4 separate regions of the Homo sapiens genome follow, and regions 1, 3 and 4 are each linked to region 2. Evidence: read pairs that join two places in POLR2A ChIA-PET (ENCODE). Cell type or tissue: MCF 10A. All regions are shown on one strand. Each heading gives the region's core, and the rest is flanking DNA. Links, peaks and the distances in the headings are about the cores only. Region 1 overlaps PRKCE (protein kinase C epsilon). Region 2 overlaps PRKCE (protein kinase C epsilon). Region 3 overlaps PRKCE (protein kinase C epsilon). Region 4 overlaps PRKCE (protein kinase C epsilon).

Evidence for each region. ChIA-PET counts read pairs that join two places held together with the same protein. Peaks named below come from ENCODE experiments on the same cell type or tissue, not always from the same donor. Only the 100,000 strongest peaks of a DNase experiment are listed, where the experiment ranks them.
Region 1: POLR2A ChIA-PET joins it to region 2 with 8 read pairs; 1 of 35 experiments calls an interaction of 5 or more read pairs at or near these places.
Region 3: POLR2A ChIA-PET joins it to region 2 with 5 read pairs; 2 of 35 experiments call an interaction of 5 or more read pairs at or near these places.
Region 4: POLR2A ChIA-PET joins it to region 2 with 7 read pairs; 2 of 35 experiments call an interaction of 5 or more read pairs at or near these places.

The regions. Positions count from the first base shown.
Region 1 is chr2:45,820,529-45,828,299 of GRCh38, reverse strand. All of the region lies in intron 1 of PRKCE (protein kinase C epsilon), which reads right to left. Among named protein-coding and RNA genes, the nearest start is that of PRKCE-AS1, 150 kb to the right of the region's middle. RefSeq lists enhancers at 3,892-4,413, 4,414-4,936 and a silencer at 6,036-6,330. In MCF 10A, for the core only: no CTCF peak of the experiment used is centred there; a DNase peak (open chromatin) is centred at 4,469.
Region 2 is chr2:45,960,786-45,968,556 of GRCh38, reverse strand. The region is part of intron 2 of PRKCE (protein kinase C epsilon); the gene reads right to left. LOC124907761 (a long non-coding RNA gene) reads right to left here. Exons shown (of 2, transcript XR_007086305.1): 1 at 5,106-7,771; 2 at 2,728-3,672. Among named protein-coding and RNA genes, the nearest start is that of PRKCE-AS1, 290 kb to the right of the region's middle. RefSeq lists a silencer at 4,013-4,307 and an enhancer at 3,924-5,123. In MCF 10A, for the core only: no CTCF peak of the experiment used is centred there; a DNase peak (open chromatin) is centred at 4,116.
Region 3 is chr2:45,678,208-45,684,515 of GRCh38, reverse strand. The region is part of intron 1 of PRKCE (protein kinase C epsilon); the gene reads right to left. Among named protein-coding and RNA genes, the nearest start is that of PRKCE-AS1, 5.8 kb to the right of the region's middle. In MCF 10A, for the core only: no CTCF peak of the experiment used is centred there; DNase peaks (open chromatin) are centred at 1,685 and 2,635.
Region 4 is chr2:46,079,389-46,087,159 of GRCh38, reverse strand. PRKCE (protein kinase C epsilon) reads right to left here. Exons shown (of 15, transcript NM_005400.3): 11 at 798-952. Among named protein-coding and RNA genes, the nearest start is that of EPAS1, 210 kb to the left of the region's middle. In MCF 10A, for the core only: no CTCF peak of the experiment used is centred there; a DNase peak (open chromatin) is centred at 4,499.

The DNA of each region.
Region 1 (7,771 bases), core at 2,178-6,177, 140 kb after region 2:
GCTTCCCGAGTAGTTGGGATTATCAATAGAGTTTTCAACAGATTTTTAATCTAATTGAAAAATCCTTTGCTTTGATCGAATCTCCTCTATATGATGGTGTTCCTCCACTTTTGTGAGGTGAGGCAGTCCACATTTTTTATATTCCAGACAATGTTACCTTTTAACTACCTTTCATGTAACAAACTGTCATAACAGCAGACTTCATTGATCAGGAATGGGCAAACATTTCTGCTATGATATGACCATACAGTGCCTATCATCCAGCTATTCAGAGTCACTATCTTTGTATGTACAGGAATCTGCTGGAATATATTCTCCTATTTGTCTCGAGTTCTTTATAAGACAGGAAAAAAGAAAAAAAGAAAAATGCTGGTGCTCTAAGGAAACGAAGCATAAGTCTCAAATTTATATAACATAAAGTAAAACAGAATTTATTAGGTATGTCAAAGTCAGTGACATTTCCCTTTAATCCAATATTAATCAGTTGACTCTGTGTTGAATTTTGAAGGTATAAATCAAATTTTTAAGACTTTTAGATTTTATATCAAAACAATGAACAAGATGTAAATAAGAAGGAGGACATGATTTTCTGTTTTCTGGGATAGAACCTGCCTTAACATGTAATCTAATGGTGCACTAAACTGTCCAACTGGCTTTTATTCTGTAACTAAGTAATACATAAGTTTTGAAGTACAAATTATATATGGAAGCACGGACTATCTATTCTCTGAAAATGGGCAACTCTCCTTATACATCTGTGCTTGTTTTCTACATGATTTATGAAGTCCAGGCCTTTAAAAATGAACAATTCCGGCTCATACAGCTGGACAACAAATGAGACTCACATATGCTCAAGCCCACACCACGATCTGAACCACAAGGGAAGATATTTCCTGAAGCACACAGCAGAAAGGATCTGAAAACTGTTCAAGCTCTGAATGTCAGAATAGATCCTTCATTTATGATCTTCTATCCTAGATATTAGATTTCCATATGATATTTTGGTCAAACACACGTAAGAATTGTATCATCTTTGATCCAGGAAAGCCCTGATCATCGAAAAAGCCAGCCCGACTGGTGCAGAGAGAGGAGCAGATGCAAAGGCATGGAGGTAGGGGAAGACTTGGTCTTTGCCAGTAGTTGAAGCAGACGGGTGTGACTGGAGCAGAGTGTGGAGGGCAGTTGGAGATGAGGTCAGAGAGCCAGGGCCTGGCACGTGCTTTGGCTTTGGCCGTGAGTGAGATGGGAAGCCAGAGGAGAGACTGCAGAGCAGTGAGATGCTGTGACTCACACTTTAAAAGGTGGCTGCATGGAGAATAAACTTCAGGCACCCATGAGGACGCAGGAAGGCAACTTAGGAGCCTATGGCAATAGTCCAGACAAGTGATGATGGTGGCTGGGAAGGGGTGGTGGTAGTGGAGGTGATGGGAATTGGTCAGATTCTGAATGTAATTTGAAGATAGAGCCAAAAGGATTTGCTGCGGGATTGCACGTAGTGTGTGAGATAAGGAGGGGAGGCAGGGATTGCATGGAGACTTCTGGCCTGACCTAAACATGGAGCTGCCCTTGGCTGAACAGAAGACGGTGATCAGAACAGGGTGGGTGGGGTGAACAGGAGCAGGTTTGCACTGGCCATGTCGGAGACATCTGTGAGACAGCCGGGGACAGCTGCATCTACAGATCTGAAGTTCGGGGGGAAGGTCCAAGCTTAAGACCTGAATTTGGTAGTTGGCAGCAGATAGATGGCACTGACCCACAATCTGTGACCCACAATCCTGACAGCCACAGCTCTAAAAACTAAAAGTTTTATTGAAGTTTGGGTCAAAATTATTCAGCAATAAAACCTAACCCAAAATGACATAAGGCTATTTGCTGTCTATGTTTATTCTACTTCATGTGAATATTTGTACATTTGTGATATAGAAATATTATTTGTTTGATCACAAAGACCTGCCCCAGAATCTAGTGGGAATGTCATGTAACATACAGAATATTTACTATATTAACCTTCTAAAATTCCCCCAAATGCTTTATTTCTAAACAAATCTAGCCCTAAGCATTTTGGATAAAAGATATGGATCTGTAGTTTGAGCCATGAAACTAGAGGAATGAGGACTGACCCTGGAGCCCTCCAACACATTGAGACCAGGAGGGTGAGGAGGATCTGCTCCGGTGTCTGAAAATGCAAAGGCCTGACTTCTACTGCCCTGGGTGGGGTCTACTTTGACTTCTCTCCTTCCATACCATCACCACCAAACATGCACCCTCTTCACAGACACATGACTTATAAAAGCCCTGCTTCTGTTAACTTTCTGTATATCTTCTAAAGAGATGGCAAAAAAACCTAAGTCTATCATCCCCCCATCCCCCCGTCCCTGCCAAATATACACTGTGGGGTATGTTTTTGTTTTTGAAATAGGATCTTGCTCTGTTGCCCAGGCTGGAAAGCAGTGGTATGATCATAGCTCACTGCAGCTTCTAACTCCTGGGCTCAAGTGATCTTCCTGCCTCAGCCTCCCAAGTAGCTGGGACTACAGGTGCATGCCACCATGCCTGGCTAATTTTTTTTAACATACTTTGTAGAGATAGGGTCTCGCTACGTTACCCAGGCTGGTCTCGAACTCCTGGCTTCAAGCGATCCTCCTCTCTTGGCCTCCCAAAGCGCTGGGATTATAGGAGCAAGCTACTGGGCCCAGCTGCATACTGTAGTTTTTATTAAATCAGGTGTAACATTGATTTCATGCACCACTGAACTAACTGTCTGCACTTTTTGCAAAGTGAGGTTTGTGTGGTGGGGAAAAAAAAAGTAGGAAAACTGAACTAATGTTTCAAGTTGGCATAATGGCATTTCCTGTTGCTAAGAAACCTATCTGCCTGCTGCTGTTGCTCTAACACAGTTTGGTGTCCCACCCCTCACCGCTAAACACCTTAGCTCCGAAATTCTGTCAAGATACACTGGTGGGGGCTGCAGCAGGGCCCCCCCAAGTCCCAGGCCTGTTGCAGGAAAACCGTGGCTAGTGCCTAAACCTATTGCCCAAGGTGCTCTCTTACTTAGGCTGCAGAGCCACAAGTTCCCCACAAGGTGCAGCTCCTGTTTTAAGGTGAGACACAGAAAAGGGAGTAAGAGGATTAGAACCAAGGCCAGGCAAAGATGACACTGGCATAGCTGTTGTTATGAAGGCTACTAGTTCTACATTCATCCCCGGAGGAAAAAAGTAATGTGGAGTTGGCAAATTTGCTGAAATCTAAACAAAAAGGCAGTCTCATTTCTCAATCCATGTACCCCACCAGGCGAACCCACGTTCAGCAGAACCTTTTCCCGGTTCCCACCACCCAACCTCTCCAACCCCGTCTCCTGCCCTGACTGCAGCTTTCTTGGCCCAGAAAACCTCCACATCAACCAAAATTGTTGGCCCATTCAACTTCTAAGGGAGAAGAGAAAGAAGAGACAGGAAATCTCCATTAGAATTTCCCCCTTCATTCATAAACAGATAAGCAACACACAACAAATCAGAAAACTCACATAAAGGGAGGGGTGGCGATCATTAAATACCAACTGGAAAATTGCTCATGGGTCACAACTATTGAAACTGGGTGGTAGAGGCATGAGGGTCCATTATTCTGCTCTATTTTTGAATATGTTTGAAATTTTCCATAATAAAATAAAAAGAAAAGGAGGAGAAAAAGAAGGGAGGAAATGAGGGAGGGAGGGACGGAGGGAGGGAGGGAGGAAATGGTCAACTTAAGTAGCCCAACCGGACTGTTATCCAAAGGCTAATTCTAGGCTTTCTTGAAGAGCTCAATTGGGGAAGGGAGTCCTCCCCACCAGTCCAACCCAATGCCCTGCTGGGGACACAACACGCCCCGCTTAAGAGACTCCCCGAGCTGCTTCCCTGGTCCTCCTGTGTGGATATAGCAGGTGGTGGTGCTTTTAATGTTTTGTTCAGGATTCACAATGGTAAGGGCTTTGGAAAGAAAGGAGTTGATCACTTCATCCTTTCCTTTCTTCATAAAGATGTTTGCCCTGACTTCAAAGGCTGTCTGTTTACCTTAGATGATTGGAGAGGATTAATGGAACTAATTGTGTTAACAACAGAACAGTCCTGCTGAAGCCTGCAAATTATCCCTGATTCTCTTTGATTGCCTCAAGATTACCTCTCCACCAACAAACATAGTAAACTTGCATACAGCCATGCTGGGCTGTGCCCTCATAGAAAGCTGGGAGTGCAGTCAGCACTACACAGGATGGAACTGCAGCAGCCTGCAGGGTGTGTGACATAAGCCTGCCAACCTCCCTGCAGTGCCAAGGAAAGCCAGTGAGCCAGTGAGCACATCCTGTGAGTGCAATGCCCAGTCCATCTCAGCTGAGCCAGACGCCATATCCTTGCTCCTCCCAGGAGCTGCGAGCCTCTGGGCAGGCCTCTGCGAAAGCTCTGCCAGCACGGAACAGACCCAGTTGTCCAGAGCACATGCCTCTCAGATGCCTCTGTGGCTGCCAGCAGCAAAGCTGGACATGCCCTCAGAGGTGGAACTGGGCCCAGGGAACAACCTGGGAAATCAGCCAGAGGCACAGGTATGGAACACTGGAAGCTCTCTGTCCCAGGCAGATGGAAGCTGCTCTCCTAGGATGCCTACTGGTGGCATTTAAACCAAGAAGTTGGGAGTGCCTGCCACCATGGCCCACTCCTGGCTTCCTTTCTGCTCCCTACCCCCGACTTTCTTGCTGTGGAGTGACTATCTGGAGTGTAACACATCCCCTGGTACCCAATTAGTCAAGTAGAAGAAAATCCACCACTTACTTTCCTTGAAAGTCAAGTCACTCTCTGATTCTTTAATTCATTAATCTGTCAGTGAATGGCAGGTTTCCTGATTTAATGAGATCCAAAAGTTTCAATAGCCTGTCTGCGAAAGTAATTCAACAGCTCAGCTACTAGGGGTGAAATATTTTCCAACCAATTCCAGTTCCTTTTCATCCAGAAAGAGCAGAGGCTCAACGTTACTGCTGATAACTCTCATAGATCCAGGTGTGTCGTTTGAAGTAGCAGGAAGGCTGTGGTCCTCGAGGACAAACTTCTCAAGCCTTAAGAATCCCAGGCCTGGGAATCTATCCCAATATTCAAAGCCCTAGTGGAGTCCATTTCATTCCTTGACAAGTTTCCTGGAGCACACGGCTTGACAGCAAGGAACAACTTCAGTAGGAGCCCAGGCTCCTTGGGGACAGAGTCCATACCTCTTTGTTTCCCCTGGGCCTAGCATGGCACCTGGTCAATTGGGGTGGGAGTGGGGGTTTAACAGGAATTAATGACAAGGCAGTGACTAACAGAACCCAATCAAAAAATGAAATAGATCCATCACTTATCTGTGATTATATTTTGGCCATCCCATACCAATCGTATACCCTACAGTGGGAGAGAAGGGTAATTACTAATGAGAGTTTTGCATAAGGGAATCATTACTGAAATAAAAAGTTAAGAAGCAACTCTCCTTACAGAGACAGAAGGTTAAAAAGCAAGCACTCCTAACTAAGGCAGAAAAGAGAAATCTATAGAAAAGTCTTAGCAATGATGGAACTCACTCAGTGAGTGACACGGATTCGGACGTCTTGCCCCACAGCACCTCCAAAGGCACCCCAACCACCACTTAAATTGCCAAGCTGTTCTTAGTTACCCAGGTGGAAAGTGCAAATCCCATGGCACAAAGCTCTCTATGCCCAGAGTCATTACAGGGCACCCCAGCCCAGGCACAAGGAAGAGAGTGACTGTGCAGACTTGGGGATGGCTGGCAGTTACCCTTGTGTCCACATCCAGCAACAGACACATCTGCAGACAGCCACGACCCTGCAGGCAGGACCTGGGCCACCCCAGAGGGTTTGCACCCCCAGGCGCTGACCTCATCTGCTGGGGTTGCTTGTGGGTACACAATGTGGGCTGCTTTCTCATTTCTCCCAAGAGCCCACAGCACTTTTCTCCCGGGCTGGCTCAAGTTTCATCCTCCGTAAATCGGCTGCTGTTAAAATGCCATGGGGCCTTCCCTAAACTACAAAATACAAAATTACCATTCTCCCTTTTGGAGGTGACAGGAACATTTAGCTTCCCTGTCTCTGTGTGCCTTTGTACACACACAAATTTGATATCTACAAAAACTGATATGTGTGGACATTACACAACCATTTCTGAAAAGGTACACACAAATGACTCAGAAACAGAGTACCCTGGACAGGTGCCAGAACATTCTGCACCCTGCTCTCCCAGGCCCTTCAGCCGAAGCCGGCTACAGGTCCTCCCACGCCCCGCACCTCAGAGCTCCTCAGTCACTAAGCCCCCTCAAGCCCTTCACTGTAAGCTGCTGTGCCCACCCTTCGGTTCCATTCTCGTCCCTGGTGCCAATCCTCAGCCTCTAGCCTGACAGCTCCTAGGTCTTCCCTTACTCTCCTCAGCATGAATCCACCCAGCAGATAGAATCTCAATTAGCTGATCTACAATACAGCTGCCATCGGGACACTTCTTGCCCAAGCCTTCCCTCTGTCCCCAGGGTGACATTCATTTCCACAACACTGCAACCCACTTCTGTACTGTGGCCTGCATTCCAATCATACCTTATTTACCACCACCAGTGCCCAATGCTCAGGCCGGGCTCCCCTGGCCACCATCCTGCCCAAGTCCCCCGACACATGCCAGTCCCCAAATCAGCCTCATGCTGGGCTCCAAATACCTTCTTTCCTAGGGCACATCCTGACTCCTCAATCCTTCCTCCAGCAGTCTCCCTCTGAGACACCCCTTGGGCATTGAGGGTCAACTGGGTTGTCAGGAACTCTCTTCTCACCTGTACTACTAGTCCCCAGGTAGGTTCCACAGGTAGCCCTTCAGAGGTGTGGCCTGCTCTATACCTCCACCCCCACCATCCTCCTGGGCCCAGCAAAGGGTCCTACATTTAGAGGCTGCTCAATTCACATTTGTTGCTTGTGTCCACTCCAGGCTATGGTGGTCTGTCTCTTCCCTTAGAAACTCTAACTTAGGGGAGATAATTACCTCCACTTGTAAATATTCAATGTTGAGTAAAGTAACTCTAGACATAAATAATATTTTTAAATGCTGTCCCTCCTTTCCATCAATCACCAACTTCTAAATATTACAAAAAGGAAGTATGCCCACAGCCTGTGAGATAGGGTACAAGAGGCTTGAAGGGGTGAATTATCCCAGACTAGCCTTGGAAGTCCTGAACCAAGAGCCTCCTCCACCTCCCTACCCCAGGCTTGGCTCCCCTGACCCTTGGGGCTCAAATATGCTGGCTGTGTAATCTCTTGTATAAGGTGATTTGTCGCCAGACCCAAACAAGTTTTCTGGATGTGAGGGAGCTAGAGCTAGAACCTCATAAGATTGCAGTTTGTTGCCATGCTGGGGGGTGGGAAGGGGGTGGGGAGACAGAAGGCCAGGTGTCTTGCCTTGCTTCTGCCACTAAGGTCAACATGACCCAGGACAATCTCTTGGGGCCTCAACTGTAAACTCTTGCAGGGACAATGCAAAAATCTGCAACAACCATGCACCAAACAGAAAGTTGGGAATGATCGAGAACAACAAATGAAGACAGAGAAGCTTTCAGTTTGAAAACTTCAATTGCATTTGTGTCGGGAAACAAGACTCAAGGACAAAAGGCCTCCTAAGGACCTCACTTCCAAATAGCAAAGTTAAAAAATCTTCAACTCTGTGATTCCTGCTGTCACGAGTCATTTCTCTTGCTGACATTTAACATCCTTCAAAACCCAGCCCTGAAA
Region 2 (7,771 bases), core at 1,622-5,621:
TAGTGTACCTGTCACCTGAGTTGTGTACATTGTACCCCAATAGGTAGTTTTTCATCATCACCTCCCTCCCATCCTTCTCCTTCTGAGTCTCCAATGTCCATTATACCACTTTGTATGCCTTTGCATACCCTTAGCTTAGCTCCTGCTTTTAAGTGAGAACATGCAGTCTTTGGTTTTCAATTCCTGAGTTACTTCACTTAGAATAATGGAATAATGTCCTCCAAGTCCATCCAAGTTGCTACATAAGACATTATTTCATACTTTATTATGGCGGAGTAGTATTCCATGGTGTGTGTGTGTGTGTGTGTAATATTTTCTTTATCCACTCATTGACTGATGAGCACTTAGATTGATTCCATATCTTTGCAGTTGTGAATCGCTAACAGTGAATTTCTAACACACACAGACGTATGCCTGGATGCCAGCAATGCCTTCCAGAGTATATGGAGCCAAGAACAAGGGTCAACCTTGCCTGGGCCAGACTTGCCAACATGCATGATCTTGGGGCACCACTGTCATTCCTCACTGCAGGACAGTCCCCTACCCTTTGTGTTCAGGGCACACAGGGATCTTTCCCCAGGCAGGTGTGCTGTGGGGTCTTCTTTCTTTTCTCTGAGCTCTCTCTTTTGACCTCCCCTTTCTGCCAGTATGGTTGAATGAGGTATTAGCAGACTGGACAAATTTTGTCCTTTCCCAAAACCTGCCTCATATCCTTGAACAAGTCATTTAATATCTCTGAGCCACTGTTTTCCTATCTTATCTATCAGGAGAGGGGCAATTCCATGGCTCAACCCAAACCTCAAGCTGAGAGGAGCAGCACAGACCCATGTTGGATTCTGAGGCAAAAAGAAAAAAAGAAAAAAAATGAGTCATCCTGACTGTATCTTTACTTCAAATTTTGTTATTTCCTTCATTAATCTGATTTTCTAAACTACTACATTACAATATTATTTGATTCCTGAGACTTGGGGCAGTCCTAAATTCTGCTTGCACCATAGTCCTGACCTTGACTATAATGGTTGATAAAGGCCCAAGTGAAGTTCTTCTTCCTAAGCATACCAGGCTTCGCAAGGGTGGTGGAAGCCTGGCCCCTGTTTGCCCTTCTCTCCCTCTGCTGGTCTACTGTGGGGTGGTAGGTAGGCCTCCAGGACCTCCTTCACCCCAGGGGACACTCCAGGATGGCCCCCAAAATTGATAGTGTAAGGACCAGAAGTGACAGAAAAAATACTGCCAAAAATGTGATGGGTTCAGATGGTGATTGTTGAATTTCACCTGCCATCTAGCACATGCTGAAGGGAGGGTTTTCTCCTCCTATGACCATGGCAGTGGGGTTTGAAGCCAGCTCTGGATCCTGTAGTACATACCGCTCCACATCTGAGGACTACACATAGTAGCGTGAAATGGCCACCATGGGGGTATTTACAGGAAAATCAACAAATGCTACAAATCAGGACTTTCTTGGGGAGGTTGTTGTTAAACATTTACCACCAGCACACCCCTGGCCCTGAGGAGATCAGACATATACAGCCATGGTTCAGGTTCTTTCTCTTTTATCTTTCCAAAAACAGGCTGTATCCACCAAAGCTGTGGCTTTAGTAATCCAATACTGACTTCCAGAAACCCTGCATCTCTCTATCTCCCTGGAGCCAACAATGCCTCACTGAGGAAGAGCGACAGCCTCATCCCTGACCCTGCAGAACCTGCTCCGATGCTCCCTTGTGGCCCCCAACCTGCTGGGGTTCAGCTACCCCCAGATGTTACCTACTTGCCACTGTAAGAGGGAGCGCCTGCCTTATCTTCCCCACACCCCATCCCACAAGGCTTTAGGACCGGGAAAACTGTCAGAAAGACTGGGCTGGGCAAGGAACACTGACTTAACTCTAGAAAAAAGCAGAAATGGGACTAGATTGAGGAAAACCCTGGGGTTGGGGTGGGGGTCAGCTCATCAGGAGGCTTATCTTGGAATCCAGGTAAAGAGTGATTATAGTCTTCAAGGTAATTTTACAACACAAAGAAAACAATTCAACTATCCTGGTATTTTGGTCTAAATAACTGTCAAACCCTGCCTATTCAAAAGCTGAAAGATGTCAGCTAGCATTTATGGGACCCCTGCCAGATGCTGAGCATGATTCCAAGCACCTTAAGTGTATGAGGTACTACTATCTGACACACACGACAGTATCCCGCATGCGTGCAAGGTAGTACCTCACATGTGTGACAGAGCATCACACACGTGCGAGATAGTATCTCACGCACACGTTTGTGGGAGCATCACAGGCACCTGCGGTCATGTTACACATCTATGAAGTATCAACATTACATATTCATGCAATATGTAAGCATCTTACATACTTCCTCTAATATCACAAGGCATTACTTTTGGCACAAAGAGGTTAAATAACTGTCTTGTGAAAGGCCATGCAGCCAACAGTAAATGTCAGTTTGGGATTTCCCACCCTGGCCCAGCCATCCACGCCTCCCAAGGATGGCAAAATAGCCTAGTCCCACTTGTACCCAACTGTGTGTGTAGAAGTTTCCTGTCAGCTGCTGATCACCCACCTCCCCACACATCTGCCCTTGCTCTCACCTAGATACTTAGAAAAGAAAGCTGAGGGGGACTGATTAAGTCATGGCACACCCACATAATGGAACGTAATGCAGCGGTTTAACAAAGCAGCTATGCTAAGCCCACCAAGAAACTAAGCAGAAAAAGAAAACTAAGAAACATGTCGATAGTGTGTATTTATTTGTATAAAATGAGAAAAAAAGAATACACTCAAACGCATATAAGCAAGACTGTGGATGGAAAATTTCTGCAAGGGTATATAATAAGCTATTCATCCTAAAAATGTTTATCATGTGGACACTGGATTCCAGGCAATGTTCTAGGCACAAAGGGATAACCCATGGCTACTCCCTCAATTTTGTTCTCAGATATTCTGGATTTGGTCCTTAATAGACAGGTCTCTGCTAACAAAGCAAGAAATTGCCATGATAGTCCAGAGTACAGTGATTATGACTGGGAGGTGCTCCTCACAGAAGCTAGGGTGCAAACTTTACCTCTCAATCTCTGGGGAGTCTACTTAATTTTCCCTTTCAATAATGCTCTGTTTTGACTTTATAAATTCACTGGTAAATATGCAAGGTCAATGGAAAGAAAACAAAACAAACAAAACCAGGTACTAAAAATCAAAGCAGCCGTGCCTTTTATTTTGTAATTTTCCATAGAACAATAGATGATAATGTTTGCAAGTGAAATAAATACTTCATGACAGTGAGTTTTAAATATTGTGTAAATATTTATGTGATGTCAAAGAATATGTTCTACATGTGTACTCACACAATGCATTAAAGAAAATTTGTTCAAAACAGGAAAGAGGAAACAGCAACTAATTCCCTCAGAGAGATTATTCGATGCTATCTGTATCTTCCCAGAGAGGCACACAATAAGAATCAGAAACGTCTGAGAGGAGAGGTTTGAGATTGCCTGCATGTTTTATTCTGCATGTAATCTAATCAGAAGAGAACGGGTGGCATTTCAAGATTAGCATCTCAAGTTTAACATGAACCGTTGTTTCTCCTTCCTCTTCACTTTCTGAATGATCTTTGCTGTGTTCATGGCAGGATTTATGCTCTGTCCAGGTATGAAAACAAAACTGCAGCTAGTGTTCACTACATAGGAAAAAAAAAGTGAAAATCTCAGACTTTGATACGGTAGGCACAGCAGCATTAGAGTAAACTGAGTCAAAACATGGTGATTGACAGATAATGTGAGAAAAGAAGATGCCAAACCCCAATCTCACTGCCCCATGGTTTCTGATGCCAAGCACACTGTGTTGAACACAAAGAAGCACCGAGGAGCAGTGATTTCACTTAAGCAGGAAGCCTGCTAGCCTCTAGTCTATATTCATTCATTCATTCATTCGCCCATTCGTTCATTCCCTCCTCCATCCATTCACAGTTACATATTACAGTCATGGTGGAACTTTACTGCATGCTTCTGGTACCCAGTAAAAATTACTACTTCCAGGAGGAAACCACAGAGCAAAAAGCCTCCAGGCAGACCTGCTGAAAGCTCAAAGAGTGCTCCCAGCCTGGGAAATCTGCCAAGTGGGGCACCAGCCAAGGGTGGGACCAGAATCCCTGTTGGTGCCAGTGATGATCTGAGATGAATCACAGGAAACTGAGCAATTGCTGCATTCTCGGGCACCTGAGCACAATGGAGCTCACGTTCCATGAGGCCAGGTTCTGGCCACTGCTCATGCTTCTAAAATGCTGTATTAAAACGGGCCTGTGGACAGCAGGATTAAAAGTCTTAGTAGGGTCTCTGCCTGTCCCCAGGTGCTGGTTGGTGAACATGGAAAGGGTGTGAATGTGCCGAGTAGAGTGGGACATTCCTCCCTCGAACAAATAACAAGCCTTTTAATGCCATAGGCACTGCAACCCTAAAGGCTATGGGGTTATTTATTGAAAAACCCACACCCTTCCAGTGCTGTTCGTAGCAGCCATTCCACATCACCCAGTCAGTGGCAGGCCACATTCATGAGACTAAAGCAAAGTGAACTCAAGATCACACCCTTCGACGTCACAAGGCTCCCAGCTACCTCACCTTGGGCTCCACAGAGCTTCTCAAAGGTACGTGCCTGCACAATTTCCCAGACTACCGCAGTGAGCCAACTTTTTAGTTCCTCAAACTCCTTCTTTACTAAGGCAGTTTTGAGCACTTGCTAATTTTAAAGTCAGAATTAAAAAGAAAAATAATGGTCTTTCCCAAGAGATCTGGAGTCCCGGCAGGGCGCCCAGAATGCTGACCAGGTGGGTATTCTGATTAGATGACCTGGGAAGGAAGAATTTCAGGGAATCTGAAGATAAAATGGAGATAAAAGGCAATGAAAGAATGGTAAGGCAAAGGAAATGGAGAAAGACAGAGGATAAAAGAGGTAAAGATGGCCGGGCGCGGTAGCTCATGCCTGTAATCTCAGTACTTCGGAAGGCCAAGGTGGGCGGATCACCTGAGGTCAGGAGTTCTAGACCAGCCTGGCCAACATGGCGAAACCCTGTCTCTAGTAAAAACACAAAAATTAGCCGGGCGTGGTGGCGCACACCTGTAATCCCAGCTACTCGGGAGGCTGAGGCAGGAGAGTTGCTTGAACCAGGGAGGCAGAGGTTGCAGTGAGCCGAGATCACGCCACCACACTCCATGTTGGGCAATAGAGCAAGACTCGGTCTAAAAAAATAAATAAATAAAAACAAGTAAAGATGATTATTATGCCACCCAGTCTGAGCTGGTAATTACCTAAATGAACCCCACATGTTCCCAGAAAGCAGAGGGACTCATTTTACATAACACAATCTACTCTCCCTGGTTTTTTGGTTCCTACTGATCAGGAAACGAGCTTGCCTTCCTTCCATCCTCCCTTCTATCGACCCAGGCCCATCTAGTCCCCACGGCAGGGCACTGGGAGATAGACGTCCCTTAGGAAGCTTCATATAGGTGAACAAGCCCCAAGTCTTTCCACAGAAACAGCTATAATGGCCACAGCTCTTGTGGAACTTATATCTTTTCCTTTGGCTTCAAAAACCTGCTTCAATTAAACTTTTTCTTACCAGTTTTTATGTTCCACTGAGACTGACCAAAACTCTGCACATGGAGAGAGGGATGAGAAGGTCAAAAGCAATAATGCTTTTAATAACTGAAAGCATCCCAGAATCGAACTCATGCTCCTTCAGGGCTCAGGAGCTCTGACACGCACATGCACACAGCACAGTGCCTCTCCCTGACACCCCCGCTGCTGGCACTTCTCCCAGGCCAGGGGACATCATAGTCCAGGAAATTTGCCAGATTCCCAGTTATTCGGGCCTTAAGGCTTGGCAACTCCTCTCTCCCCCGGAGCTGTCTTCTATAGTGATATGAGAATGTTGGGAAAAGAATAGTCACTGTGTGAGGAAAAAAGTCTATTTCTAATAGCTCTGCAACCAAGAGAAACATCAGCTAAATGCTGAGCTGCATATCTATAAACTTCCATTTGGAGAAAATGAAAACTGCCAAGAGGGGAACAAAAAAGGAAGGGGGGTGGTGGGCGTTTTCAGTTTAATGAACCTGAGAAAAAATTCTGAGGCCACAGATGCTTAAGGGAGATCCAGTTAGCTCAGTCCTTGGTGCTAATGAAGTAAAAGTAGCGACCAAATTCCTCAAATGAGTGAGTTATCTTTGTCTAGAAGGTAAATATTACTGGCCACAGGCCCTGCCTTAAATCTCAGCCAGATTTCTTATAGGTATACATTCTTTAGGGCCCTGGGGGGAAAGTAGGAATGGTTCTACATTACCCAACTTCTTTCCTAAAATTCACCTTCCATCCTACACCTTGCTGACCTCAGGAAAGCCCAAGAGTTGTGTCTTTACTTAAAGAAAGTGTCACTTTCCTAATCCAAAAATCTAAGCCCTGCATACGCTAGTCACCCACTTGCCTTTTCAGTAGGTTTTGGTTTAAGCAGTACCTGGGAACAGGTAGCAAAGGCGAGGCTGGGGTTGAGGTCTACCACAGTCTTAAGAATCCCTGGCAGCCGGGCGCGGTGGTTCACGCCTGTAATCCCAGCACTTTGCCAGGCCGAGGCAGGTGGATCACCTGAGGTCGGGATTTCGAGACCAGCCTGACCAACATGGAGAAACCCCGTCTCTACTAAAAATACAAAATTAGCTGGGCTTCGCGGCACATGCCTGTAATCCCAGCTACTCAGGAAGCTCAGGCAGGAGAATCGCTTGAACCCGGGAGGCAGAGGTTGCAGTGAGCCAAGATCACACCATTGCACTCCAGCCCGGACAACAAAAGTGAAACTCCGTCTCAAAGAAAAAAAAAAAAGAATCCTGGCAATGGAGTAGCACTGCCCTGGCCAAGGCAGGCTGCTACACCTCTGAAATGCTAACAAGCCTGGCTCCTCAGCTAAAGCTGCTCCTGAACTGAAAGTCTAAATGGGGTCTCTGCCTGTCCCCAGGTGCTACTTGGTGAACATGGAAAGGGTGTGAAATGTGCCAAGTGAAATGGGACATTCCCCCCTCAAACAAATAACAAGACTTTTAGTGCCATAGGCATTGCAGCCCTAAAGGCTATGGGGTTACAGAAACCGACTCACGGAAAATGAATGACACAATAAATCTTGATTACTATCTTCAGCTGCTGAATTTGAGATAACTTGTTATATAGCAGTAGATACTTCATTCAAGAGGTAATAGGTAAAGCAGGAGAAAGTCAGGGTAAACATTGCAAGGAAAAATGTTTTTAACTCTGAGACTTGTTCACTGCTCAACCAAATCGGGGGGGGAAAGGAGGTAGGTATTGTGACTACTGTACTTGGTGTTACACACTCCTGCCTATGGAGAGAAGCAGAGGAAGGATCAATGCTATGATAGGTCAGCTTATATTAGAATCACTATCACATGGAAACCAGGGCCTGTGTATAAGTGAGTAAGGCTGACTTAGCTCCTGAGAGCTGGGAATTCAGAGACGCTAAAGTCCTGGTATTCTAAAAAATAAAGTGATCCCTCTTGCTTCCAGCCCCTCTGTGTTTGCTTTACTCCTTAGTGCCAGGCTTTCAACCCTGTTGAAACAGAAAGCCTCTGCGAGGGCCATTATAAGTTCAACATAGGTGAATCTCAGATCCTTTTTGGAGAGGTTGTGCTGGGCAGGTAGGAAAACTGGGGGGCAGAAAGGATTGTAGGAACTGCAAGGAGAGTGAGGCAGGAGCTAAATTTGGGGAATTTTTCAGTCAAAGG
Region 3 (6,308 bases), core at 60-4,059, 280 kb after region 2:
AGTGAGGGTAAGTGCTATTCCACTGCTCCTTATGGTGCATGCTATGCCGCAAGGCAGAATATATTTCCTATAGAGAGTCTAGGTCAGATATCTGAAAGCCCAGCCTTAGGCTTGACTGTGGTGTTCATGTGAGCACAGATGAAATAGCCCTGATCCTCCCCAGCGTCATTTCAGAATCATGCTTGCCTATCCCCCCATCTCCTCATGGTTTCTTCACCAGGAGCCAAGACCTTCTGGTTAATCAAAGAGGTCTAGATTCAAAATACAAATTTCCTGAAAAAGGGAATCCACTGCCTTATATTCACACTGGGTTCTAAATGGCCAACTTCAGAAGCTCCTGGGAGCAGGTTTCAATGAGGTAGAGAGACACCATCACCTCTCTGAATGCACAGGGGAAGAATAAAGAGACCTCCCCCTTGACTTGACAAGTTTTCCCACCTCTGGCATAATTTCTCACTCCCTCCTACCAGCAAACACCAAGTCAGCTGTGGTCTGAAGTTGTTTATGGTGTTCAGTGGCAAGGCAGTTTGAAACTTCCAGCTAATAAGTCCCTGGGTTGATGGTGAACTTAGCTTCCCACATTATTTCTGTCCCCCACCACAAGAAATGATTGAGAATTGGCTGCAAACTTAGCTGCCTATCAATGGATAATATATATCTAGCCAAGGGATGGAGAAACAGGAACATCTACCACCAAAGGCAGACACTGGATTCCAGTGGAGTATAGCTGGGAGGACGGAGCACACAAGACTGCCTGGGACCGTTTATCTTGTTATATTTTATCTTTTGTCATCAGTATACAGTTCCAGCTCTAATGACTTGTTCAAGGTAAGAAGATGTCTTCTGAACTTGCCATAAATACTGCTCCCGCAAAGCATTTCCCCCCAGCTCCCATGCAGCAGTCAGACTTCATTCCATCCTATCTCTCATTCTTTCCAACTAGAAGCAAAGGTACTTGAGAGCAAAATCCTTCAGCATCCTCTCCCTGCTGTCCTAAGCCCACAGTTGGGTCTAGAACTACTTGGCACCTTACTCCTCGGGGTATTACTTTTCTTATCTCATTTCCTCACTATTTCTGAGAAGGGCAAGACCTGCCAAGGAGACTGGGCCTGAAAATAGTTCTGCTCCTATGACGATTCCAAAGAAAGATGTCTCACATTTCCTAATGCCACTTGGCTGACTGCTTGAGGGGAAAAAATTGTCACAGTCTATGGGGGTGCTAATTAGCATCAATTAAAACTCAGCTAGCCTGCCCTGGCACTGAATTACCTGCAGGACTTGCTCAGTCCTTGTGAAAATCAAAGGGAAATCCAGAGACAAAGAGATTCTGCGGTGATAGGAATATCAACTTACTTTCCCCACTGAACATTTCAACCAACGCTTGGCTAGCCAGTATCCTTTCATTCAGGAAGTAAAATCTCTGCTGGATTTGTCAAGAGGATAAAATGCTCAAAGTTACTAAGGCCATTACAAACTATTCCCCCATTAAAAATAAATAAAAGACGTACAATATTCTTTTTTCGTAAAGAGAACTGAGGTGACTTTACAACTACATACACATAGCCTTCAATAAACAGGCTTTATTTCTTGCCTACTATATGCCAGGAACACCTCAATTTACCGTGGCAGAAAACTAGAATCTTGGCTGGGCGTGGCGGCTCACACCTATAATCTCAACACCTTGGGAGGCTGAGGTGGGTGAATCACCTGAGGTCAGGAGTTGAAACATGATGAAACCCCGTTTCTACTAAAAATACCAAAAATAGCCAGGCATGGTGGCACATGCCTGTAATCCCAGCTACTTGTGAGGCTGAGGCAGGAGAATTGCTTGAATCCAGGAGGTGGAGGTTACAGTGAGTGGAGATCGCGCCATTGCACTCCAGCCTGGGCAACAAGAGTGAAACTCCATCTCAAAAAGAAAATTAGCCAGGCAAGGTGATGTGTGCCTGTAATCCCAGTTACTTGGGAGGCTGAGGCCCAAGAGTCACTTGAACCCAGGAGGCAGAGGTTGGAGTCAGCCAAGATCGTGCCACTGCACTCCAGCCTGGTCAACAGAGCAAGATTCTGTCTCAAAAAAAATAAATAAATAAAAAATAAAACTAGAATCTCAAAGTTATCTGGGAACCAAACTACCCCCTTACCACCAGTGTGTTATTTCAAAAGTTCCTACCTCGTACTCTCAGACAGGCACCCTCTGTAAAATCGGTGCTCATCAAACATCATTTTGAAAAAGAAAATGAGTAAGAAATCATGTTATCTGTAAAAAATGAGTTAGAAATCATGTTATCTGAAAAAAAGAATAAGAAATCATATTATGAAGTTCAAACTTATCAAATTCTACACTTTAAATATGGGCAGTTTGTATGTCAGAGATGTCTCAGTAAAGCTGTTTGTAAAAAATTTAATAAGTTCATTTATGATTGTTTGGATAAACAACACTTATATTTTAATAAGCTTAAACACTACCATTTCATAATTAAAATAAAAACCAAGTTTACTGCCCATAAAGAGCACTGGTGAAGAATTTGAATGGCGAGGAGAACCCTGAGTCTGCACCACTGGGGCGGTGTGGCTGGGGAGGAGAAACAAATGCATGCAAAGGTTACTAATAACCCAAGACAGGATGTAATAAGTGCCAAATGAGTGACTCAGACAATACATGTCACAGGAGTAGTGACTGCTGACCATGCACTTAGTGAGCACCAAGCCAGGCTGCTGCTTTAATACAGGGCATGCATGCCTCTCACAGTCCTTGGGGTTTGGATTCCCACAGGCATTGTCTATTTGTGTCCACGCATGGGGAATGGCAGTTGCATTACCAAGAAATAGCCCCAGCTCTGGTCTCTCTGATCTCATCCACAGGCCCAGGTAGAGATAATCAGCAGAGCCAGATGAATTTCAGGAATATAATTTCAGATGAAACAGCTCAAGGAGTCAAGTGGGACATTAATCACAGGTGGAAGCACCAAAACCAAAACAATTTTGGCTGGCCTGTACTTAGGTGCATCATAAACGCCTACCTGGGTACTCTGACAACTTTTTCATGACTCAGTTTACAAATAGATATAATGGGACCATTTTCCAAATGGTGATTTTAAAATCACCTGGTTAAAATTTAGGATAACTACATTGCCCTAGACACTCAATCACAATTACTTCCCACCAGGAGGCTTATTATATTAAGAAAATGCTATGCCTTTTTTTTTTTTTTTTTTTTTTTTTTTTTTGAGACAGAGTCTTGCTCTGTCTCCCAGGCTGGAGTGCAGTGGGGTGATCTCGGCTCACTGCAACCTCTGCCTCCTGGGTTCAAGCGCTTCTCCTGCCTCAGCCTCCCGAGTGACTGGGATTACAGGTGCATGCTACCACACCCAGCTAATTTTTGTATTTTTAGTAGAGACGGGGTTTTAGCATCTTGGCCAGGCTGGTCTTGAACTCCTTATCTCATGATCCACCCACCTCGGCCTCCCAAAGTGCTGGGATTACAGGCGTGCGCCACCGCACTCAGCCCAAAAATGCTATGTCTTTAAATGACATGTATAGATTATAATACATAAGTTACTAGAGTTTTAAATCTCTAACCTCTAACACAGGGTCTGGTGGCCTGGAACACAGTAGGTAGTCAATAAACGTTGAATGAAGAGCAAATATCCTGTATAAGAACTTCAGGGTACCTAAGACAACTCTCTAATTGTTTTACATGTGTTCATCTGGTTTTTGTTAAAAGCATGTTGAGACAAACCATATGTTCTTATTTATCTTCACAAGTTGAAAGGTATAGGCTATTGGAAAGACTCTACAATAGGTGCATTTGTTAAAAAGGCTTTTCTGCTCTCTTAAAGACCATTTAACAGCAAGACATCTTGGCCATATATGTATGTATATATCTGAGAGTCTGTGAGTTTTAGCCTACTGGCAGAAGTCGGCTGGCCTTTATCAAGCCTGTTTTTATCTTACTTTCCCCGTTTGGTTCACCATGTCGCAAGCATGTAAACAGTCCAACTTTAAAGTTTAACCCTGGGCACCATAAAACTAACAGTTAAAGAAACAAGTTTGCGCCTAAAAGGCCAAAATAAGCATCCCCACCACAGGTTAGCGAATATTTAGGTTATCAGAAGTGTAATTCTCTTTTTCCATTCTCACACCCTGCAGAGGGGAAAGAAGGGGGCACACAGAGCGGTTGTATGCTTATTCCATCCAATCAGCACTAACAAACTAACATCTCCTAACTTGGCAAGAACCAGTCTTGCTGCTAGACCTCCTAAGATTGCTGGTGTCCACCACTGAAATCCAACAAAGTTATTAACCTCTGGAGGTTTAGAACACCAATATCAAACCATCATGTCATTATTTGTCTAATGACATCTATTGTTTCTAGAATAGCTAGCCCTGGTCTGTGAATGGTAGCCTCAAATCTGTACCCTCACTCTTTATCCCAATAAACCTGTTCATCTCTGAATGTTTCTCTTTACCTCTCTTGTTTAATAGTTATCATCTCCCTCAAATGCTCTACTAATACAGAAATGTGCTAAATCTCTTCCCAGATCTAACATCATGAAATAAAATTATGGAGACAGGGCAGAGCCTAGGTTTAGAAGAGAGACTTCTCATGCCCTTTGCTCTACAAGGACTTCACCTTCATGTTGCATGGTCCTTTGGGCAGGCCCGGAAGAGCCAAGCTGAACCAGTCCTCTCTACCCTAGCTGGAGGGAACACAGAAGAAGGAAGGCAAAGTGCCTACAGAGGTCAATCAACACCACTACAGCAGGGCCCCACATACACCCGCAGACTACAGGCTCCCTGTTCTTGGTGGACATCAGCTCCCCATATCCCCTCTTCTTGTAAGTGTTCCACATGCACCCACTCTGTGCATTATCCCGATCCACCCCATCATTCAAGTTCTACTGCTACTGAAAAGGCTTCATAACTATTACAACCTGTACACCCATGAGCTTGACCTCCTTAGATCCACAGTACTTCCTGTCCATATTGTCTACTTGGCACTTATTATAAACAGACTTAGATTTTAATATATATGGACTTTATTTTCCCTGTTAGATTGCAAACTGAGGGCAGAATTATTTTCTTTAGCCCAGTATCACCTTTCACAGAGTATATATGCTATAAAAATTTGTGAATTGATGTGGAATAAAGTGAAGTAAGACACATTGCTTTCTCCAGTATAGCTCTTAGAGGGAATAATCTCAATCTTAGTGGAAATAATTAGGCTTCCAATACTGTGTATTCTTTTGAGTATATGTGTGCCTGTAGTTTCGTGTTTACAGCAAAGTACTATGCATGGAAGTCCTGGGGCAGATTCTATTGCAGCCACACTGCCATTCTGCTGCTTGCATATTTATGAAAAATTATCCTTTCAGGATGAAATTTTCCATGACTGGCTTCGGATCCAAAAGAAGGGTGTTTCTCTCTCTTTTCTATTCTTTTGGAAAATTTGAACAATATCCAGTCAGCCATGTAGAAGTTGGGCATTAGTGAAAAAAACAATGACATGTTTTGTCTTTCAAAATCAATGTAAGCCTTTCTTTTGCGTGACCAATTAAAAAACAACTAACTTCAAAATGAGAAACCTTCCACTCGTCTAGGCCTCAACAAGGATGAACCTGAGTGATAGTAGAAGTTAATGGAATGGAAACAGAACACAAACAAAATGAGTATGTATCTCTTCATTATACTTGCTTTAAGTTTCACAAATTCCCAAAGTTGTGTGCCTCTTCCCATGACTTCTAAAATTGAAAAATGTAATGTATTTATGAAATCAGAGTCCATCGAGGCTGAGCTAAAGCTCAGAGAAATGAAAAAAAAAAATCCAGATAATTACATGATAAACTTCTGGACAGTAAATAATTTATTTATCTTGAAAGAAAGGTTCCCTCCAAATTTTTCTCAAAATAGAGTCGTTTGCCTTCTAACCTCTTATCTATAAAATGTCCTCACATGATATTAGTTTTAATACACTAAATCAGGCGTGCACGTTCATTCTATGCCCTTACAACTGAAAAAAAGTTCGGAAATGACTGGTTACCTTAACCAGCAAAAGCATTTTTAGTTTGCCAACAGCAGTTGCAAGACAATTGCAATCTGCAGAAGACAACATTGGAGAAATTTTTTAAACCTGATCCCTCACTAATGTTACCAAAATTATATATCACAACCAGTAACAAATGCCAAAATAAAATTTAAATTCTTAACTTTGGTTTCTTTGATTCTTTTAATTAAATAAAAGACATTGTAAGAATAGTTTACATTATATAAAAACAGCATCATACATCCTGAATGCATTTGAAATGGGT
Region 4 (7,771 bases), core at 2,108-6,107, 120 kb before region 2:
AGAATAGAATAGAATAAAATAAAATAAAAAAAGAAGAAGCAAAGACCAAGTGAAGAAATTAACAGCCATTGAGAAAACCTTAAGGAACTTGAGTATCCTTGTGGCTAATTATAAATATTTACTCCTCCCAGAATTCCTGACCTCACAGAAGAGCCTTTGTAGTTTTGTTCTCTTCATGGAAAATCAGTGTGCGCGTGCATGTGTGTGTGGACGTGCGTGTGTTTCTTGGAAGGGGAGTGGGCAGTAATAAAGGATTGGATGATCTGCAAAAAGTAACTTCCTGTTGGATATTGTCTAGTTCCCATTCCTTGTTCCCCACCCAAGATCATAAACCCCCAGTCCCTCAAGCAACTCCTCCTTCCCTGATTCTATCTGCTGGAGAAAACTAAGCCAAACAAACTCAGGAAGTGGCAAGAGACTAGGAAGGGGAGGAAGTTCATGGCACAGAAGAAACACGTAAAGAGAATGCCCTGATGTTCAAGGAAGAGGGTGGAGGAGAGAGAGAAAAACGAAGGTCACACCAAGGTCACCTGGCACCAAGCCTTTAAAATGTCATGCTTGAGCTTTAAATCAAAACTGGCACAAACAGTGGGTCAAATCTCCCAGGGCCATTCAAATACTAACATTCACAGGAATAAACAGCCCCCAAAAAAGTCTTCTGTAAGCAAATTGGAACAAACAACTAATCTAAAGCAGGTTGCTAAGAGACGAGTGGGCAGGAGCTGAAGTCAGTTCAAGTGTCTGAAGCATCCTTTATTTTCTTCACTTTCAGGAAAGAGGAGGAGAGAAGAGGCTACCTGTAGATGACTCCATGCTGGTGGAGGAACATGAGGGCCGATGTGACCTCTGCAGCATAGAACCGTGAACGAGGCTCGTCGAATTTTCGGGAGCGCTGAATCTGAAACATGAGGTCTCCACCATTTACATATTCCATGACGAAAAAGAGGCGGTCCTGAAAGGAGAGAAGAAAATGCCATTTGGGTCATTTGATTGCAGCTGCCCACACAGGCCAGCTTAGTGTGAGCTCAGTGTAAGGTTACCAAGACTCAAGGGGGAAGAAGCCTCAAAGGTGGGTGAATCCTGGTAGCACCTGATCCATAAAGAAGACAAACGAATAAAGCACACAGATTAGGGTATGAAGCACAATTTTACTTTTTCTCTGTCCGCCTTCGGTGGGCATCACCTCGGTCTAGTGGAAGAAGCCTAAATGGACAGAAAGGAGACCTGGATCTTTGATTTTTGTTGTCATCTGGAAGTGTGATCTTGGACAAGTCTCTGCCCTTTTGGGGCTCCAGTTGTCTTTATATGTGTGGTAGGTTGAACAATCCTCCTCTAGAAGATATCCAGGTCCTAACCCTTGAATGTGTGAATGTTACCTTATATGGCTAAAAAAAAAAAAAAAAACAAAAACAAAAAAAAAAAACGGATTTTGCAGATGTAATTAAGTGAAGGATCCTGAGATAGGGAGGTTATCCTGGATTACCAGCGTGGGTCTTAAATACAATCATAAGTGTCCTTATAAGAGGCAGGTAGAGGAAGACCTGAGTCAGGGAGGAGGAGGCCAAGTGGCCACAGAGGCAGAGATTGGAGTGAAACAGTCACAAGCCAAAGGATGCAGACAGCCCCAGAAGCTGGAAGAGGCAAGGAGCGGAACCTCTGGAGGGAGAACAGCCTAGCCAGCACCTTCATGTAGGCCCAGTGATGCTAGACTCTTGGCTTCCAGAACTGCCAGAGAATACATTTCTATTGTTTTAAGGCACCAAGTTTGCAGTAATTTGTTGAGGCAGTCCCAGGAGACCAATAGATTGCAATGTGGAATCAAGACTGTGAACCCCCATGCACTGTGAGGGCCACTTTTTACTTTGGAGGATATTCCTTCCAGGATCCCCTATGGTTTCCTCCTGCAAGGCAGCCCTCAGAACGGCCAAACCACAGTCACACCTTATTGTAGGTGGCCCCCTCTTACCTGCAATCCATGATGATGTGGGGAGAGGATGGACTGACATTCTCTTTGCACCGTTTCTTGACTATTATATTCTAAGCTCCTAGGGTGCTAAGCTGCTAGGTGAGGGCAAATAATTACAAGCCATTGCTGTCCTGGGGAGCTTACAATCCAGGGGTGGAGATGGGAAATGGACAAAATGATAAAAAAACAAAATAAGAGTCGAATGCATGAAAGACACCAGGTGCTAAAAAGATTCAGAGAAAAAGGAGCTCTCTGACTTGGGAGGCCATGGAGGATTTTAGATGCAGCTAGGCCTGGAGAGAAAAAGAAGGTCGGGGGCAGCAGGAACCAATGCCAGGACATGGGAACGGAGTGAGCAAGTTTAGGGGCCAGTAAACTGACCAGATCAGTTGTAGAGGAAGGTTAGCGAAGTAAATGGTGAGGTTTAAAAGGCCAGAGAGGCAGAGCACATTCTTTTTTTTTTTTTTTTTTTTTTGATGGAGTCTCGCTCTGTTGCTAGGCTGGAGTGCAGTGGTGCGATCTCAGCTCACTGCAACTTCTGACTCCCTGGTTCAAGCGATTCTCCTGCCTCAGACTCCTGAGTAGCTGGGATTACAGACACACACCACCATGCCCAGTTAATTTTTTTATTTTTAGTAGAGATGGCGTTTCACCATGTTGGCCAGGATGGTCTTGATCTCCTGACCTCGTGATCCACCCGCCTTGGCCTCCCAAAGTGCTGGGATTATAGGCATGAGCCACCGTGCCCGGCTCACATTTTTAACACATAGGTATAGTCTAAGTGAAGCTTCCAGGAGGATGTTAGCATATTATTTTCCATTAGGTCTCAGTAACATTTACCAATGAGCTTCTTTATTTACAAAGCATATCTATCTTACTATTGACATCTCTTTGAAAATAAAGTCCATAGTTAAGAATTGTTACTAATTCAAACTACCTTCACCCCCACTCCAGTCTCCAGAATTATTCCATCTTTACCGGTATTCACAAAGGGCCTAAGTCCAGCTTTTCTTCCATTTACTTTGCCCTTCGCCTTCAAAGCCTACCTCGTTTTCTCCCCAGAGTACAATTTTGTAATCAGAAGTACATGGGCTGCCTTGCCCACTGTTTATTCAATCATCCATTCTCCACTCAAATCCTCATTTCAAAAATTAAATGCTCTCGCCAACCCCAGACCACTGGAATCAGAATTTCTGAGGGTGGGGGCCTGGCCTTAGTAATTGTGAAAGCTCCTCAGGTGATTCCCATGTGCGGCCAGGGTTGAGAAGCACTGACTCTCCTCCATCTGGTTTCTGCCTAGGTATCTTGCATCTGTGCAATATAAGGATTATACATTATTCTGGTCTCCTTTTTTGTCATTTCAAGGATTCCTTCCAAGAACAAAGACTCTTAAACTTGTGCATTAGAATCACATGGAAGCTTGTTAGGACATGGATTCCTGAGCCCCCCAACTCAGATATCTGGTTCAGAAGATCTGGGGCGGAGTCTGAAAATCTGAATCCTCTAACAAGTTTCCGGGCAATGCTGGCAGGCCAGGGACAACACTCTGACAGCCTCTGCCCTGCAGCACCAGGATAAGCCTTTCACATGGGAAGTACAGCTGGATCATTCACTGAACACTGAACCACACCACCTGAAACAGCCACTGAAGTGCCCATTCCACAGTCACCAGCCCTGGACTCGGACTTTAGCAACAATGGAGTATTTCCTTGACTGTGTTTAGGAGACTCCAAATCTCTGAAGGGGAAAAAATCTCCCCTCCCCATCATCCTCCCTGGATGCTTTTTATTCTACCAACACTGGACACAGTTTTTAAGAGTAGGGGCTGTGGGATGAGAAAGAGGCCTTCCCATATCGGTTTTATCACTCACTGGCTGCAAATGACTCAGGCAAATGCCTTTGGCTCTCTGTGCTCAGTTTTCTGATCTGTAAAAATGAGGATGGGCCGGGCGTAGTGGCTCATGCCTGTAATCCCAGAACTTTGGGAGACTGAGGTAGGCAGATCACTTGAGGCCAGGAGATCGAGATCAACCTGGCCAACATGGCGAAACCCTGTCTATACAAAAAATACAAAATTAGCTGGGCATGGTGGCGCATGCCTGTAATCCCAGCTACTCAGGAGGCTGAGGCATGAAAGAGAATCATTTGAGCTCGGGAGGTGGAAGTTGCAGTGAGCTGAGATTGCGCCACTGCACTCCAGCCTGGGTGACAGAGAGAAACTCCGTCTCAAAAAAAAATCAGGATGATTGAGTAATAGAAGCTGCCTTACAGAATTCTCATGAAGGTTAAATTATATGTTAAAATGCCTGTCTCAAAATGAAGATTGGCTATGACTGTTGCTATAGATGCTATTCCAGCAGTTATTATCGTAAGTCTTCATTTTCTTTGACCTCTCTGCAGCTTTCTTCCCTGACCACATCCTCTTTCAACACACACTTGTTTCCCTTGGCTTTCAGGCTTCCCCCCTAAATTTCTGGCAGGGTTTTCTCTGCCTCTCTCATGGGCTTCGCCTCTTCCCAGCTGTTAAGTGTTGGAATCCCACGAGGCTGGGCTCCAGATGCTCCCCATCCTCACTGAGTGCTTGCTGAGGATCTTGTCCACGCCCAGTTTCCAAGGCACCTCTATGCAGATGACTCACAAGCTCCGGACCACTCATCCAACTGCGGTTCTGACATCTCCATCCAGATGCCCCAAAGGCACTCAAGCCCAATATGTCCAAAATTGACTTCACGATCTACCCCAATGAACTAGTTCTCTAGGTCTCGGGGCAAAGCTTCACCCTTCAGAAACCTTAGTCATTTAATACCTCTCTCTCCCTCAGCCCTCACCAAGTCCTGTCATATTTACTTATCGTATCTTTGCATTTTGTACCTTTTTCCCTGTATACTTGTCCATTTCTCTCTCTCTCTACCACCATCATGCCCACCATTATGGCCCAAGCAACTATCATCCCTTGTCTAGATTCTTGCAGATGCCTTGCTTCTGATGCTCCCCACATTTATTGCAAATGCTGGTCACGCTCCAGGTAGAGGGACCTTGCCGAAACAGAAATCTGCTTGTAACCCACCCCGCTTCCTCCTCTAAGTCCACTGCTTAGTTTTTTTGAGAGTCTTGCTCTGTCACCCAGGCTGGAGTGTAATGGTGTGATCTTGGCTCACTGCAACCTCGCCTCCCAGGTTCAAGTGATTCTCCTGCCTCAGCCTCCCGAGTAGCTGGGAGTAAGGCAAATGCCACCATGCCCAGCTATTTTTTGTATTTTTAGTAGAGATGGGGTTTTGCCATGCTGCCCAGGCTGGTCTCAAACTCCTGACTTCAAGTGATCCACTCACCTTGGCCTCCCAGAATGCTGGGATTACAAGCATGAGCCACCGTGCCCAGCCTCTATAGCTTGATTCTATTAAAGTCTCCCTGTTACTCTAGGAATAAACGGAAAACTCTCTAATATGCTTCAAAGTCTGTGTGATCTTCTCAGTCTTCTCCTTTCCAGCTGTCGCTTGTTCCCTCTGCCCCAGGGCTTTACTCACACTGTTCTTTCTGCCTGGAACGTTTTCTTCTCTCCCCTCCTCACCCTTCAGATCTCAGCACAACCATCTTTTCTCCCAGGAAGCTGCCCCTGACTTCTCTGACAAGGTCAGATCCCCCTGTGACGTGCTACACTCTCTGTTGTAGCATTCAGCACAGCTGAGGTTTTATTTGTGTAATTAATTTATAACTTTCTCCCCTCCCCGCCGTAGTCTGTGTGCTTCATGAGGGCAGGAACTGTTGGTAACTCTGGCTTGCTGTTTTTTAAGGGAATTGAACTAACCTGAAAGAGAAGTTGTTATAATCTCTTTTAAAAGCAAACACCATGTGAATAGAAGAACAAAAAAGGTTAGGGGGCTATAAGAAGCAAAGAGTGATCTAAATATTTATATCTGCAGGCCAGGTGTGGTGGCTCATGCCTGTGATCCCAGCACTTTGGGAGGCTGAGGTGGCAGGATGGCTTGAGGCCTAAACAACATACCAAGACCCTGTCTATACAAAAAAATTAAAAAGTTAGCCAGGCATCGTGGTGCACGCCTGTAGTTCCAGCTACTTGGGAGGCTGAGGTGGGAGGGTTGCTTGAGCCCAGGAGGTGAAGGCTTCAGTGAGTTGTGATCGCACCACTGTGCTCCAGCCTGGGCAACACGGTGAAACCCTGCCTCTAAAAATGTGTGTGTGTGTGTGTGTGTGTGTGTGTGTATGCATAACTGCAAATTCTTACTGCTTAGTTAAGTTAGCTAGTTAAGCCAGCCTGCTGCCGTGAGCCTGTGTCTGCAGAACCTGGAGCTGGGTGCCCACTCTCACCATTTCAGAGGGTCTGTCTATATCAACACCCCAGTATTTGGTTATGGACTTGAGTGGTTCTTTTGTTCTTTGGATAGTTGTCTTCACTTCCCAGTGAGATGTTCAGCTCCTTGAGGAACACACTTATTCTTCCTAGCAATCCCAAGCAATACTAGCTCCAAACTCCATACCTGAGGAGGTGCTCAAACAAAATCTGCTCATCCAACCTTCACTCCAGGGAGCACCATGAGAGGAGGAATTTTTGTGGCTTTAGTTCCTTACTGTAGTCCAGCAACTAGAACTGAGCCAGGCATATAGTGGGTTCCTATTATGTCTGCGTCAAATGCCTGAGTTCTTGAACACCCACCATGGACATGGTTCAGATTGCTAGAAACTCAAAGGTAATCCAGAGTTGGTTTCCCCACATCATTTCTATTGTAAAACCTCATCTTGAGCTATTCTCACTTTAGCCCATTTTGAACTTTAGTTTTAACTTGTTTTCTACTCAACAAAGCTCCATGTTCATGACCCCAAAGCACGATCAACTCTTTTTTTACACATTAAGGGTGTTTTAAAGCAAGGTAAAATTTTCATTTCCCCTCACTCTACTGAGTCTGCATTGTTTCTGACCTCCAAATCTAACACATTTGAGAAGCATGTTTTGATGCAGGGTGAGAACCTCAAGTCATTCTGAGAACTGCTTAATTACGTAAATGAAATCAAAAGAAAGCTGGCAAACCCAGCAGCTACTCATTAATCCCCTCTTGGCATGGGTAGAAAACAAAACAAAACAAAACATCAACTTCCTGGTAAAGTAAGCAAATACGTTTTCTGAGGTAATCAAAGATTTTAAAAGCCTTATTCCACCTCCTCCTCCCTTAATCTCACCTGAATGTCTAAAAAGTTACGGTCTTGTGATAGCAAGTAAAATAATAAAATTAGGAAAGAGATTATGTGTCATGGCCATTTAGGGTAAGAATAGTTCATAATGACCTACTGGCTGGAAGAACCACATCGTGTGTTTGAAATTCCCATTGGGCTCCATTTTCCCAGAGCGTTAATCTTTCCTGTCTTTGAAGAGAAAACTAGGCCTGCCCTGTTTGCCTTTCAAGGTGTGACGGATAGCCAGAGGCTTCTCCTTAGCAGCAGTTAGGTTTCTTTGGACACACAGATTCTCCATCACCTGTCAGCTGTTTATACGTGCAAAGATTTTATAGCTCTTACATCGATTTCACATAAATGACCAACTAAAGACCAGGCTTGGAACAGCCCATACTTGATATGCTGGTGACAGCATGAGCAGTTTCTCCAATGTACCATATAAGGAAATTGTGGGTCCTAACTTCACACTCTGAAACATCTTCTCCCCTCCATGTCTATATCATCTAACCTATCAATTCAACAGGTCTTTCCTGGGGGCCCAGATTTTGGGTAGGTGGCTGGGGGATATAGAAGATGATATAAGCCATGGCTTATGTTTTTCAAGAGCTAGAAACTGAA